Linked DNA regions of Homo sapiens: regions 1 and 2 are each linked to region 3. A link is a contact called in ENCODE Hi-C or POLR2A ChIA-PET data. All regions are on one chromosome and are shown on one strand. Each heading gives the region's core, a stretch centred on a gene start or an enhancer-like site at or near the end of the contact. The rest is flanking DNA. Distances are from core to core; before and after follow the strand shown. Region 1 overlaps UQCC1 (ubiquinol-cytochrome c reductase complex assembly factor 1). Region 2 overlaps RBM39 (RNA binding motif protein 39). Region 3 holds the start of CEP250-AS1 (CEP250 antisense RNA 1).

The links. Hi-C counts contacts between places; a loop is a spot of excess contacts on that map. ChIA-PET counts read pairs that join two places held with the same protein, here RNA polymerase II (POLR2A). Pooled maps may share reads with other maps.
Region 1: a pooled map shows a loop between it and region 3 (6-fold over the local background). The contact joins the enhancer-like site here to the promoter of CEP250-AS1 in region 3. A Hi-C loop is called at or near these places in 5 of 50 pooled maps. POLR2A ChIA-PET finds 5 or more read pairs at or near these places in 2 of 52 experiments (activated naive CD4-positive, alpha-beta T cell and naive thymus-derived CD4-positive, alpha-beta T cell).
Region 2: POLR2A ChIA-PET joins it to region 3 with 16 read pairs in H1. The contact joins the enhancer-like site here to the promoter of CEP250-AS1 in region 3. POLR2A ChIA-PET finds 5 or more read pairs at or near these places in 9 of 52 experiments (BJ, H1, Panc1 and 6 more).

What each region holds. Positions count from the first base shown.
Region 1 is chr20:35,304,106-35,308,416 of GRCh38, forward strand. UQCC1 (ubiquinol-cytochrome c reductase complex assembly factor 1) reads right to left here. Exons shown (of 10, transcript NM_018244.5): 9 at 2,561-2,674. Among named protein-coding and RNA genes, the nearest start is that of FAM83C, 14 kb to the left of the region's middle. RefSeq lists enhancers at 197-1,017, 1,309-2,508, 1,601-1,895. Within about 2 kb of position 1,731, at least 15 of the 41 ENCODE cell types and tissues checked have a DNase peak (open chromatin) inside an H3K27ac peak, as active enhancers do.
Region 2 is chr20:35,716,526-35,721,232 of GRCh38, forward strand. It overlaps RBM39 (RNA binding motif protein 39), which reads right to left. Exons shown (of 17, transcript NM_184234.3): 10 at 215-280. LOC124904980 (small nucleolar RNA U13) reads left to right here; the gene lies at 1-45. Among named protein-coding and RNA genes, the nearest start is that of ROMO1, 19 kb to the left of the region's middle. Within about 2 kb of position 2,871, at least 2 of the 41 ENCODE cell types and tissues checked have a DNase peak (open chromatin) inside an H3K27ac peak, as active enhancers do.
Region 3 is chr20:35,488,607-35,493,281 of GRCh38, forward strand. It overlaps CEP250-AS1 (CEP250 antisense RNA 1), which reads right to left and starts at 2,376. Exons shown (of 3, transcript NR_184017.1): 1 at 2,250-2,376. CEP250 (centrosomal protein 250) reads left to right here. Exons shown (of 35, transcript NM_007186.6): 21 at 2,031-2,198; 22 at 2,606-2,740. RefSeq lists an enhancer at 2,175-2,334.

The DNA.
Region 1 (4,311 bases), core at 481-2,980, 190 kb before region 3:
GGCAGGGCAGAGGTGAGGAGCCAGCGTCAGGAACCAGCCTCCCAGAGGAGAGGAAGGAAGGGGACGGGGCATGAGGGGGGCTTCTGACCATCCCAGGTCCCAGACCAAGCCGTCCCAGGCCAAGCCGTCTCTGATCTCCTAGATAATTTCACTAAGGTGGTTCAGAGAAAGCAGTCACTGGGGAGCTGGGTGGCGGGGGCAGTTAGGGAATTCCCTATCACACCTCTGAATGGAGACAGACACACACCTCCCAAGGACACGTCTCCCCTACACGCCCTCCCTAGACAGCTCCTGCAGGCCAGGAAGTCAGGGCTTGCAGCGCACACAGCCATGCTGTCCACCCCAGCACTGCTGGGTGAGAGTCCTGATTCTGTCCCTTCCCAGTGCTGCTACCCAGGGTGGCAGCTTCCCCTCTCTGAGATTTAAGTTCCCTTGTCTTGAGAGAGGGGATAGAAACAGGTACCTCACAGGACACATGAAGAGATTCAACAATATGCATATATGCAGTGCTAGGCACTCACGCTTTAAACATATGTATGCCTCTGTTGTCCTCTAGTGGGCCCCTGGTCAGTGGGCCCCAGTATCACCTCTCTAGGACAGTAGGGGCAGACAGCTCTGCCATTAAAATGGTCATCATCCAGAGAAGCCACTGCTGCAGGGCCAGGAGACTTCATCTTAGGCTTTAGGTCATTCCCCCTTCCAAGAATCCACCACTCTGGTTGCTTCCGCTTCCAGCTGCTGACGCTTGAACTCAACCCCAGCCTCTCGCACGTGTCTTGGCTCTGGATTCCCACCTGCCCTGCCATCTCTTCCCTAAAGCCCACTCCTCCCTTACAGTGACTCCATTTCTGCCCCCAGTGCCACCCCTCTGCCCACCTCCTGGGTTGAAAATCTCAACAGAACCTCTGGTTGGCTCTTGGGCCATCGGCCACACCAAACAGTCTGCTCAAGGCCCAGCTCCTGCTCTTCCTTTCCCGGCCTTCAGCACTCTGCCCTCCCTGTATCACATAACAGGCTGGCTTACTCCAGGGTTAGCCGTGTGCCTGGGCTTCCTCACCAAACCATGAGCTGGCTCCTCGAGGGCAGGACTGGGTCTTATTAATCGTTGCTTTCCCAAGAGTACATGGAGCAGCAGGTGCTCAAAAGGTTTGCTGATAGAACTGGGTCCCCACCAAAGCTCCCTGCTTTCCCAAGAACCCCTTCACGGTTTTTCCACTGCCTCTCACTGGGGCCACATGGGACCTCTTGTAGGGACAATGGTTGTGGCAGCCCCTTCCTAGAGGGCCCTCGGAGAAGTCCCAGTGTGTCTTGTTGGGGCTTCTGGCACAAGCCCACCATGGCAGATGGAAATGTTGGGCAGGTCTCTCAGAAAACACAGCATTTGCTTTGCGAATTGCTACTCCCGTCTGAGGGTGAGTCCAGTCAACAGAGTATCAGAATTCTCTGTGAGTGGGGCCCTCTGGCCATGCCGTGCCCTCTCCCTGGCTCTAGCAGATTTGAAGAGTGGTCAAACAGAAGTCCTGGCTCCTGGGATTCTCTACCCTGTGGGTCTGCAGAGCCCCAGTATGTGGTTTTTCCAGCAGTTAACAAGCTAGTCCTATGGGCCCTGTCTTCTCAAGAGCTGAAGTCCAGCCTTGCCTTTCCTGGTTGTTGAAGACCATGAATACAAGTGAACAAGAGAGTAACTGTGGCGTGACACCCCTTCAGCTCCAGGGGCCAGGCCATGAAGCAAAGGTGTGACTCATGGCACAGCCTGAGCTGTCTGAGGCAGCTGAGGCCTCAGTGGTCACATGAATCACACAGCTTGGGGCCCTAGGGCAGCTGTGCAGGCTGACTCACTGGGAGGCCCTGGAAGAGCCTCTATGTCCTCTTCGCTGCCAGTCAGCTCACTCATCTATCAAGTATGAGTTTCCCATCAATACAGGATCTGAGGGCAGGGAGGTCAAGGAATTAATTCCCCGGGGCTTGAGGACAGCTATGTGGGTAAGCAGCCCCCACTGCGGAGCTTTCTCGTAGAAGCTTTGATGTCGGGGAGCCCTGGGGAGCCAGAGGGGTGAGAAACTGAAGTGGGGGGACTCTACTTGACTGTGGAGAGCATCTAGCAGGAAGAGGCTGTCTGTGAAATGCTGCCTGCTGCCCAGTTTTGCTGGAAGTCAGGAGCAGGAAACAAATCCAAGTGGGTAGAGAAGGGGTCCACAGTGGGCAGCTGCTACTACACCACGTGCTCATATCTGCCAGGACTCTGTGGGCCCAGCTGCTAGCATAGCACTGGGCGCACAGTAGGCAATGAGGTGCACAGTGAATGAATGACTCAAAGTTCCTGAGGGCAGGAGACTACTCGATGCCTCTTTCTCTCTCTCTTCCCATTTCCCGCTCCCTGGCCCAGTTCATGGTTGGACATACAGAAGGCGCTCCTTCTTCAGCGTCTAGTGCTGATGTGATCTGGTCAGAATTCTCTCAGGCTGGTCCTTGGTAACTCCACCTCTCATGATCCCCTGAAAGCCCAAGAGGAGGACCCACTGTTGCCAGGACTTGGGAGGGGAGGGAAAGGGTCACTCACCTGTTTCCTCACATACTCTACCAGCAATTCAAGATGTCGAGGGTCTTCACATTTCCGGTTGAAGAAGGTTCTCCAGAGGGCAGCGGCCAGCCCATGATCATCTGAAAGGATCCCCTGGAACATACAGCACAGCAGTGGTCTCCTGAGGGATCCACAGAGCCAGGACACAGACGGTGGGGATACTATGAACATGCTAGCAACCATGGAATCAGCTCAGAAGGGCCCTCCACGCACAAGAGGAAAATGGGGCAGTCACACAGTAGAGGTGGAAGGGGTCTTACAAGGGTATCTGGCCCAATCCCTTCATTTTATTACATACAGAGGGAGAACAGGGGGTCCAGAGGGGCCAAGCCACCAGTTAGGTGATGCAGAGCTGGGACTCAGGCAGTACTCCGTACTGCGCCTGGCCCAGGCAACACTTGAGAGGCTGAGAAGAGAAACAGTAGCAGCAATGCTCCCCCTGCTGTCCATAGCAGCAATGCTCCCCCTGCTGTCCACAGGGCACGGGCTGGGAATATTGTGAATGTATGTTTCTCCCAGGAATGGAGGTGGGCATGGACTGTGCCTTCTTGCTTGGTCCAAGGACCAAGGCAAGGCAACTGGTCCTTGGGGGAAGGGAGCCAGCTACCTTGTCTTCACTCTTACCCAACTCTGGGCCCAGCCTCTCCCTAAGTAGGGGAACAGGATGTTCAGCAGGATTGCTGGGGCCACAGAGGGCCAGGCTCAGAGCTTGCATGTGTGTGTGTGCCTAACGCTGCCTCTTTTGGCAGAGGAGACTTCTGTTGGGAAGCTTAAAGATTACAGAGCAAAATAAGAGCCCCAGCCACCAGCTAAGGACATTTTCTAGCTTGGACCTCTAGAGGAGGGAGGGCTGAGAGTCTTGCTTCCTGGGGTGAAGGTGGCTGATGGAACAGGCCCTGAGAAGTTGCTCTGTCCAGGTGCCAAGGTAGTGTGTGGAATCGATGTGCTGACTTGGAGTTAGAAGGGAGATCAAGTCCTAATTCCACCTCTGCCAAGATCAGTGATGGTGGCAGCTGACTAAACCAAAGTCTCAATCTTCTACTTCTTCAAAACAGATGAAGTTACCTGCTCTACTTATAGCATTCTTGAACTATTTGTTAAGTGTAATCTGTTGGATACAAAGATTAGGAGCATGCTTTGGCAGACAGCGGGGATACAGTCAAAACCGTGGGGTCTGGGAGCCAGAGCACAGAGTTCGAATGCCAGCTGTGTCACTTGATGGCCATGCGGCCTTTAAGAAGCTATTAGCCATTCCTGAGCCTCAGTTTTTCATGAGTCAAACAAGCCTAATAATACCTATCCCACAGAGTTGCTGTGAGAATTAAGAGATACTGGCCATGAATGGCTCTGTAAGTGGTAAACATTACCCAAAGACCCAGGATCACTTTATTCGACATTTTATTGTGGTCTGTCCTCTTGGGCATTGTGGTATGTGAGGTCTGGCTCCAGGCCTGCTGCCAACAAGGGCCATGTCCAGTATGGGGTGCTGACAGTTTGGTAGAAAAACATTCCACCTGTTCCAAATGCTCTCTGATAAACCCTCCTTACGGTTCCACAGCTTAGGACTGTCCTGGCACAATGGCTGAGTCAGGAAAACTGGCTTTTTCTGGCACATGGGGACAGGAGCAGAGGACAAGCTCAGGCACATCACCCTTCTGCAAACGATTTGCTAGCACAACAGCGTGCCTGTGTCTGCTGTGCCTGGGCACATGCCAGAGCGCTGCTGGCAG
Region 2 (4,707 bases), core at 1,621-4,120, 230 kb after region 3:
GTGCCTGCCTTTTGTTACAAGGGCATATTACCCTTTGTTGTGAAAAAAACTTTTTTGATCGGACACAGAGGCTCAGTCCTGTAATCCCAGCAGTTTGGAAGGCTAAGGTGGGACATCATTTAAGGCCAGGAGCTAGAGACTAATCTGAGCAACACAGCAAATGTAGTTTAAAAAAAAAAAAACCCTAAGTAATATAATTATGGTAATTACTTACTGTAATAAATCCATATCCCTTGGATCGACCAGTTTCACTGTCCATCATCAGCTGGATACTTTCAATCTATAATTGAAAAGCATAATTACTATAACTTAAAAGCAGAGTACAAAACTACTTTCTTCCCTGAGACATGGTTTTAAAAATCTACCAGTCTCCTCATCCTCCAAAATAGAAGACTTATCACAAAACCTCATCACCAAGAAGTCTTTTTTAAGTCTAGAAACTATAATTTTATATGTAAAATGAAAAAAATTAGGCTGGGCGTGGTGGTCGGCGCCTGTAATCCCAGCATTTTGGGAGGTTGAGGGAGGCGGATCACCTGAGGTCAGGAGTTTGGGACCAGCCTGGCCAACATGACGAAATCAGGTCTCCACCAAAAATACAAAAATTGTCTGGGCTTGGTGGCGCATGCCTGTACGCCCAGCTACTTGGAATGCTGAAGCAGAAGAATTGCTTGAACCCGGGAGGCAGAGGTTGCAATGACCCCAGAGCACGCCACTGTACTCCAGCCTGGACAACAGAGCGAGACTTGGTCTCAAAAAACAAAACAAAAACAAAAAAAAAAAACAAACTCTAGAAACTTCCCAAGCGAGAAATTATGCACTGGGGAGCAGAGGGGAGAAAAAAAAACTATGATTGTAACCTAAGATTAATTTTTATATCAATACTAAACCACTGAAAACCAGAAATCCTTCGTAAATTACCAATAGAAGGTAGAAACAAAATCAACGTTTCCTTCCCATTGTGCTAAAAACACCAAGCAGTAATTTCCAATTATACCAGACAGAATCGTAAAAATGGAATGAATTTGGCAATATACAATGAATTTGGCAATAACTGCACAATTCTGTGAATTGTACTAACTAAAAACCATTGAGTTTACGTTCAATCAGTGAACTGTAACACAATCTCCTGATTTAGCTGTCCATTTAAAAAAAGGTATGAAAAATTAAAACAGAGCATCCAGCCAGGTGGGTTGGCTCAGGTCTGTAATCCGAGCACTTTGGGAGGCAGGAGGATCGCATGTTAAGGAGGTGGACGCTACACAGTGAGCTTGCATCATGCTGTTGCACTCCAGCCTCAGTCACAGAGGGAGACTCTGTCTCAAACAAGAAAGGAACTTTTTTTTTTTTTGAGACGGAGTCTCGCTCTGTGGCGCAGGCTGGAGTGCAGTGGTGTGATCTTGGCTCACTGCGAGCTCTGCCTCCCGGGTTCACACCATTCTCCTGCCTCAGCCTCCCAAGTAGCTGGGACTACAGGCACCCACCACCACGCCCAGCTAAATTTTTTGTATTTTTAGTATAGACGGGGTTTCACCGAGTTTGCCAGGATGGTCTTGATCTCCTGACCTCGTGATCCACCCGCCTCGGCCTCCCAAAGTGCTGGGATTACAGGCATGAGCCACTGCGCCCAGCCCAAGGAACGAACTTTTAATGTTAAGTATATTTTACCAAAATTTTAAAAAAGAAACAAAGTTTATTTGCTAGTATTTGCTAAGCCACAGAAAGTCTATGGAAGGATATAAAAAACAAAACAAAACAAAAAAAAAACGGGTAAGGGCTGCCTCTAGAAAAGGAGTAGTCGTGGATGAAGTGGGACTATGATAGGGATAAGATATTCTAGGAGCATTAGCTAGCAAAAAGTAAACAATATAAACATTTAGGCTGGGCTCGGTGGCTCCCACCTGTAGGTGTGAGCTGACATGGGCAGACTATCTGAGCTCAGGAGTTCGAGACCAGCCTGGGCACCACGGTGAAACCCTGTCTCTACTAAAACACAAAAAAGTAGGTTGGGCTCCGTGACTCATGCCTGTAATCCCACCACTTTGGGAGGCCGAGGAGGGCGAATCACCAGAGGTCAGGAGTTTGAGACCAGCCTGACCAACATGGAGAAAAACCCTGTCTCTACTAAAAATACAAAATTAGCAGGGTGTGGTGCCGCATGCCTGTAATCCCAGCTACTTGGGAGGCTGAGGCAGGAGAATCGCTTGAACCTGGGAGATGGGGGTTATGGTGAGCTGAGATCATGCCATTGCACTCCAGCCTGGGCAACAAGAGCAATACTCCATCTCAAAAAAAAAAAAAAAAAAAAAAAGCCAGGCATGGCGGCATGCACCTATAATCCCAGCTGCTAGGGAAGCTGTAGAAGAATTGCTTGAACCTGGGAGGCAGAGGTTGCAGTGAGCTATCGCACTCCAGCCTGGGTGACAGCGCAGGACTCAGACTCCAAAAAAAATAATAAAATAAACCTTTAAAAAGGGCTTCTTATTAAAGCTGCTACATTATGTTTACTGGAGTTGGGCACTTAATGCATACTAATTGTTCTGGGGCAAAGGTAAGCAAACTACATATACCCCATGAACCAACTCCAGCTTGACTTGTTTTATAAATCTTTCTCCTGTCTGAGCCTCCAGAGTAAGCTGGAACTACAGGCATATGCCACCCAAGACCGGCTAATTTTTATATTTTTAGTAGAGAAGAGGTTTCACCATGCTGGCCAGACTGGTCTCGAACTCCTCACCTCAAGTGATCCACCCGACTCGGCCCCCAAAAGTGCAGGGATCACAGGCATGAGCCACTGTGCCTGGCCCATACTCAATTTCTTAATAGCTTACAGCTGTTTGGAAGAGAGTTGAGTACTTGCAACAAGACCATATGGCACTGAAAACCTAAAATGGGTCTGGGCGCAGTGGCTCACGCCTGTAATGACAACACTTTGGGACACCGAGGCGGGTAGATCACCTGAGGTCAAGAGTTCGAGACCAACCTGACCAACACACCAAAAATTAGCTGGGCGTTGTGGTCAGAGCCTGTAATCCCAGCTACTCAGGAGGCTGAGGCAGGAGAATCAATTGAACCTGGGAGGCGGAGGTTGCAGTGAGCCGAGACTGCACCACTGCACTCCAGCCTAGGCGCAAGGAGTGAAACTCCCATCTCAAAATTTAAGAAATAGTTTGACAAATCAGACTCTAGAGTAATAAAAATAATTTAAATATCAACTGTTTCCTGATGTTAATTTTTATATGGTACACAGATTTCTCAAATATCCATGATTATTCTTTTTCTTTTCTTTCGGAGACACTCTGGCTCTGTTATCCAGGCGTGATCTCGGCTCACTGCAATCTCTGCCACCCGGGTTCAAGTGACTCTCCTGCCTCAGCCTCTTAAGTAGCTGGGATTAGAGGGATGCGCCACCACACCCACCTAATTTTTCTATTTTTAGTAGAGACAAGGTTTTACCACGTTGGCCAAGCTGGTCTCAAACTCCTGACCTCAAGCGATCCACTTGCCTCGGCCTCCCAAACAAAGAGATGGGATTACAGGTGTGAGCCACTGCACCTGGCCAGTGAATATATTTTTAAAAGTTAAATTTTATTTGTTCTATCTAGCTCCTTTTAAATTTATGCCTTTTGCTAAAATTATTGAGTGGAAAAGGTTCATTCCTCACAGTGACAGGACAGTCTTGGCAACTTTCTCTCCTCAACACAGAACTAGTTGGACACTCTTGGTTTAGGTAGATAGCACAAAGTCCTCTAGAACAAAAGCCAAGCTGCTCTGAATTGAGCTCAAGACCACAATGCCAGACACAAGGCCTCGTGGCGCCTGTGAAGCAGATCAAGTTGGTTCCTCACTTTGCCATGTAACAGCTCATGTGGCCCCAACTGCTCTGAACTTCATTTCTCCATATAGCACATAATGGCATGTCAACCTCCACCTAAGATCCATGTTACTGATAGAAAAGTCAATGGAGGCCAGGTCCAGTGGCTCACACCTGTAATCCCAGCACTTTAGGAGGCCGAAGCAGATCACCTGAGGTCAGGAGTATGAGACCAACTTGGCCAACATGGTAAAGCCCTGTCTCTAAAAAAAAAAAAAAAAATTAGTCGAGCATGATGGCAGGCACCTGTAAACCCAACTACTCGGAAGGCTAAAGCAAGAGAATCGCTTGAACACAGAGAGGAGGAGTTTGCAGCGAGGCGAGATTGTGCCACTGCACTCCAGCCTGGGCAGCAGAATAAGACTCTGTCTCAAAAAGTCAATGGAGAAAGTACCAGAGTGGATCAGAAGTGGGTCACATACTGTTAGGCAGAACAGCCTTGCCAGAGGGGCATTCACCCACTGAAGATTTCAACAGACAGAAAAAGGGCAAATCTAATCAGGCTACCAAGGCCTGGAACTGAGCACATAACCAGGGAGACAGAGTAATGTCTTTTTAAAGGTAAGGGTCTCGCCAGGCCAGGCTGGAGTGCAGTGGTGCCATCCCAGCTCACTGCAACCTCTGCCTCCTATATTCAAGGGAGAAATTCTGCTGCCTCGGCCTCCCGAGTAGCTGGGAACACAGAGACGCACCAACACGCCCAGCTAATTTTTGTATTTTTAACAGAGACGTGGTTTTACCATGTTGGCCAGGATGGTCTTGATCTCATAATCTGCCCACCTCGGCCTCCCTCCCAAAATGCTGGGGTTACAGGTGTGAGCCACCGCACCCGG
Region 3 (4,675 bases), core at 1,126-3,625:
GAGTGAACCACCACACCTGACTAATTTTTGCATTTTTTGTAGATAAGGGGTTTCACCATGTTGCCTAGGCTGGTCTCAAACTCTTGGGCTCAAGTGATCATCCTACCTCGGCCTCGCAAAATGTTGGGATAATATATGTGAACTACCACGTCCAGCCAGACCACTGTCAATTGTATGGTCTGGGAAGGCTTCACCAAGGAAGTGTTAGTTTAGGCGTGAGGAATGATGGAGTAGGGGGGAGAAGGGCTTTCCAGGTAGAAGGAAGCATGAGTAAAGGCTCTAAGGCATGAACATGTTGGCTGGGTGCAGTGGCTCACACCTGTAATCCTAGCACTTTGGGAGGCCTAAGCGGGCAGATCACTTGAGGTTAGGAGTTCAAAACCAGCCTGGCCAACGTGGTGAAACCATGTCTCTACTAAAAATACAAAAAAAATAGCTGGGAGTGGTGGCGGGCGCCTGTAATCCCAGCTACTTGGGAGGCTGAGGCGGGAGAATCACTTGAACTTGGGAGGCAGAGGTTGCAGTGAGCCGAGATCACCCCACTGCACTCCAGCCTGGGCGATAGAGTGAGACTCTGTCTCAAAAAAAAAAAAAAAGTGCTTAGTGTGCTCAAGGACCTGCAAGGAGGCAAGTGTGTGTAGCCAGGGTGTAGTGAATGAGGGGGAAAGCTGCACAGGATGACACTGGGAAGGCTGAAACACTAGAGGCGTTCCCATTACATGAATAAGCAACGACAAACTTACAAGCATTTTAAAGGAAAAGTGCAGGGAATACTAATGTGATGATGATGCTGGCTGTTGTGTATTGCCCGCTTTCTGTGTGCTACGCACATTTAAAGTGATTCACATGACTTATCTCCATCCTCAATACAACCTGAGGAGAATGACACTGTTGTTATCCCCATTTTAATAGATGAAGAAACTGAGGCACAGAGTTGTTTAGAAATTGAGATCATGCTAGTAGTGGTAGATTAAAGATTCTCCACCCAGGCAGCCCAACTCCAGAGCCCTTCACCTCTATCCTGTACACCTAATAGAGGGTCCTGAACTAGTCAGAGAGCTTGGGAAAGCTTTGGTTGCTGGAAGACCGCTAAGACAAGAAGCACCCCTATCCTAATGCTCTTATATAATACAGGGAGACATCCTCACTGGGCCAGGCCTGATTCTTCAGGGGCTAACTCTGCAACTCTGAGTAGAGGAGAGCAGGCAGCAGACAGCCAGAATTGGCCGCCTCAGTTCATTGTTACAACTGTCAACCACAATGTGGCTGCTTTAAAGATAACAAATACGGAGCTGTGTGTGGTGTCATGCCCCTGTGTTCTTAGCTACTCAGGAGGCTGAGGCAGGAGGACCACTTGCGCCCAGGAGTTCGAGTCCAGCCTGGGCAACATAGTGAGACCCCATCTCTAAAAATAAGAATGCCTAGGCTAGGCACAGTGGCTCATGCCTATAATCCCAGCACTTTGGGAGGCCGAGGCAGGCAGATCACTTGAGGTCAGGAGTTCATGACCAGCCTGGCCAACATGTTGAAACCCCATCTCTACTAAAAATACAAAAATTAGCTGGGCATGGTGGGGGGCACCTGTAGTCCCAGCTGCTAGGGAGGCTGAGACAGGAGAATCACTTGAACCTGAAAGGTGGAGGTTGCAGTGAGCGGAGATCGTGCCACTGCAGTCCAGCCTGGGTGACAGGGCAAGACTCCGTCTCCAAAAAAAAATTAAAAATAGAAATACATTTTAAAACCCAGATACTTGTAGCATATATAAGGGACAATTGCAGTTTGGAAGGTACTTCCACATGTATTATATAATTTTATTTTTTAAAATGAATCTCATTTGGTTGTCATGAAATTTGGTAAGATAGATAAGGCAGGGAATATTAGCCTTGCTTTACAGATGAGGCAACAGGCTTAGAGAGGTACCAAGGTCACCCCACTAGTGAGTAGTAGAGAGACTTTGTTTTTCCAATCCAGTACCCCTGCCTCCCCTCCTCACCCATTTGGTTCTAATGGTGTTTCCTTCATGTGGCCAGGAGAAGGAGCGCTCCTGGCACCAGCAGGAGCTGGCAAAGGCTCTGGAGAGCTTAGAAAGGGAAAAAATGGAGCTGGAAATGAGGCTAAAGGAGCAGCAGACAGAAATGGAGGCCATCCAGGCCCAGAGGGAAGAAGAACGGACCCAGGCAGAGAGTGCCCTATGCCAGGTGGGAAGCTAGGAGGATTGGAGCTGCACGTCCAGTCAGCGATCTCCTTACCTTGACCACTTCCTTTTCTACTCCCAAGAGGAGTGCTGCAGAGGGGCTTCCAGAAGAGAGGGTAGCTACCCACTTTGCTAACAGTGAGCAGGGTGGTCCGCACCATTAGCCACAGTTCCGGCAGTATGTCATACTTCCTGAGGGAGGGCTGACATGTACCACATCCTGTCAGCTTGCAAACCAGTGGTAATCTTTGCACTTCCTTGTTCTGAACCCATGGGCTCAGACCTTCCTTTGCCCTCAGCCCCTTCCCATTTGCTAGGAGAGCCCTAGGGCAGCTGGGATGTGCTTGTGGCCTCGTTGGTGAGCATGGTAATCCTGAGCCCACAAGCTGTTACCCCCCTACCCCTCCACAGATGCAGCTGGAAACAGAGAAGGAGAGAGTATCCCTCCTGGAGACACTGCTGCAGACGCAGAAGGAGCTAGCAGATGCCAGCCAACAACTGGAACGACTGAGGCAGGACATGAAAGTCCAGAAATTAAAGGAGCAGGTATGGAGGGTGGTCTCGGGAGTAGGGGAGAAAGGGGCACTCATTTACCCATTCGACCATGAAGGGTTCTTGGGCACTTCTTATGTGCCAGGCCCTGTGCTAGGTGCTGACATATGACAAGTACATAAAGGTATGGCACAGGCTGGGCAGGGTAGATCACGCCTGTAATCCCAGCACTTTGGCAGGCCAAGGTGGGTGGATCACCTAAGGTCAGGAGTTAAAGACCAACCTGAGCAACATGGTGAAACCCATCTCTACTAAAAATACAAAAATTAGCCGGGCATGGTGGCAGGCCCCTGTAATCCCAGCACATTGGGAGGCTGAGGCGGACAGATCAGTTGAGGTCAGGAGTTCGAGACTAGCCTGGCCAACATGGTGAAACCTCATCTCTACAAAAATACAAAAATTAGCTGTGTGTGGTGGCATTTGCCTGTAATCCCAGCTGCTTGGGAGGCTGAAGCAGGAGAATAGCTTGAGCCCAGGAGGCGGAGGTTGCAGTGAGCCGAGGTCACGCCACTGCATTCCAGCCTTGGTGATAGAGCGAGTCTCAAAAAAAAAAAAAAAAAAAAAAAGGTGTGGCACAGCAGTCAGCATAACAGACATTGCCCCTGCTCTCAAGGAACTTACATTCCTGTGGCAGAAATGGATGACAAATGAGCAGACACAAAGTAAATGAGATTATTACAGTTTGTGATAAGTGCTGTAAAGGAAATAGAATGATACAACTGAGAGTGAGTCAAAGGAGGTTCACTTTGCACTTAGTGGTCAGGGAAGGCCTCACTGAGAAAGTAACATCTGAGCTGAGACTTGAAGGTTAGAAAGAAACCAGCTCCGTGATACAACATAGGTGAACCTTGAAAACATCAGGTTAAGTGGAAGAGCCATATATTTTATATGATATGCTTCCATTTATATGAAACACCAAGAATAGGCAACTCTATAGAGGCAGAAAACAGATTTATGGTGGGGAATGGGGTGGGGAATGGGGATTGACTGTGAATGGGCACGGGGTTTATTTTGGGATTGATGGAAATGTTCTAAGATTGATTGCGATGATAGTTGCACAACTCTGTGAATATCCTAAAACCCACTACACAGTATACGTTAAATGAGTGAATTGTATGGTATATGAGTTATATCTCAAGCCATTTGAAAAAAAAAATGCCTGCCATGTGAAGAACACTTTAGGCAGAGGAAACACCTGTCGCAAGGGCCCTGGGACACAGAAGAGGGCTTGGGAAGTTCAAGGACAAAAAGGAGGCAGTGTGGCTCCAGCTTGATAAACTCAGGGGCGAGTGGAGCGGTAGCCAGAAGCCCTGTGTCAGCCATTGTAGGAGCTTGGATTTTGTTCTAAGAGCAATGGGAAACTGTTGGGTGGTATGTATGTATGTATTTGTTTGAGACTGAGTCTCGCTCTGTCACCCAGGCTAGAGTGCGGTGGCACTATCTCAGCTCACTGCAACCTTCGCCTCCCAGGTTCAAGCAATTCTTGTGCCTCAGCCTCCCAAGTAGCTGGGATTACAGGTGCCCGCCACCATGCTTGGCTAATTTTTGTATTTTTAGTGGAGAAAGGGTTTCACCATGTTGGCCAGGGTCGTCTCAAACTTCTGACCTCAAGTGATCCACCCACCTTGGTTTCCCTAAGTGTTGGGATGATAGGCGTGAGCCACCGCGCCTGGGCAGTTGGATGGTATTTAAAAAGCAGGGGTGGGATATGATTTATTTATATATACGTATACATATGTATATACATATATGTATATGTATTCTCTACTCTCCTGAGTAGAGAATAGTGTGTGTGTGTTTTTAGGGGATCGTGGCATCAAGTGGAAGTAGGGATATGGTTAGGAGACTGTTTCCATGGTCTAGGTGAGAGACTATTACCAATTCATGGACTCTGACCAAGAAACCTGGGTGAGCCAGTGCACTTTGTGA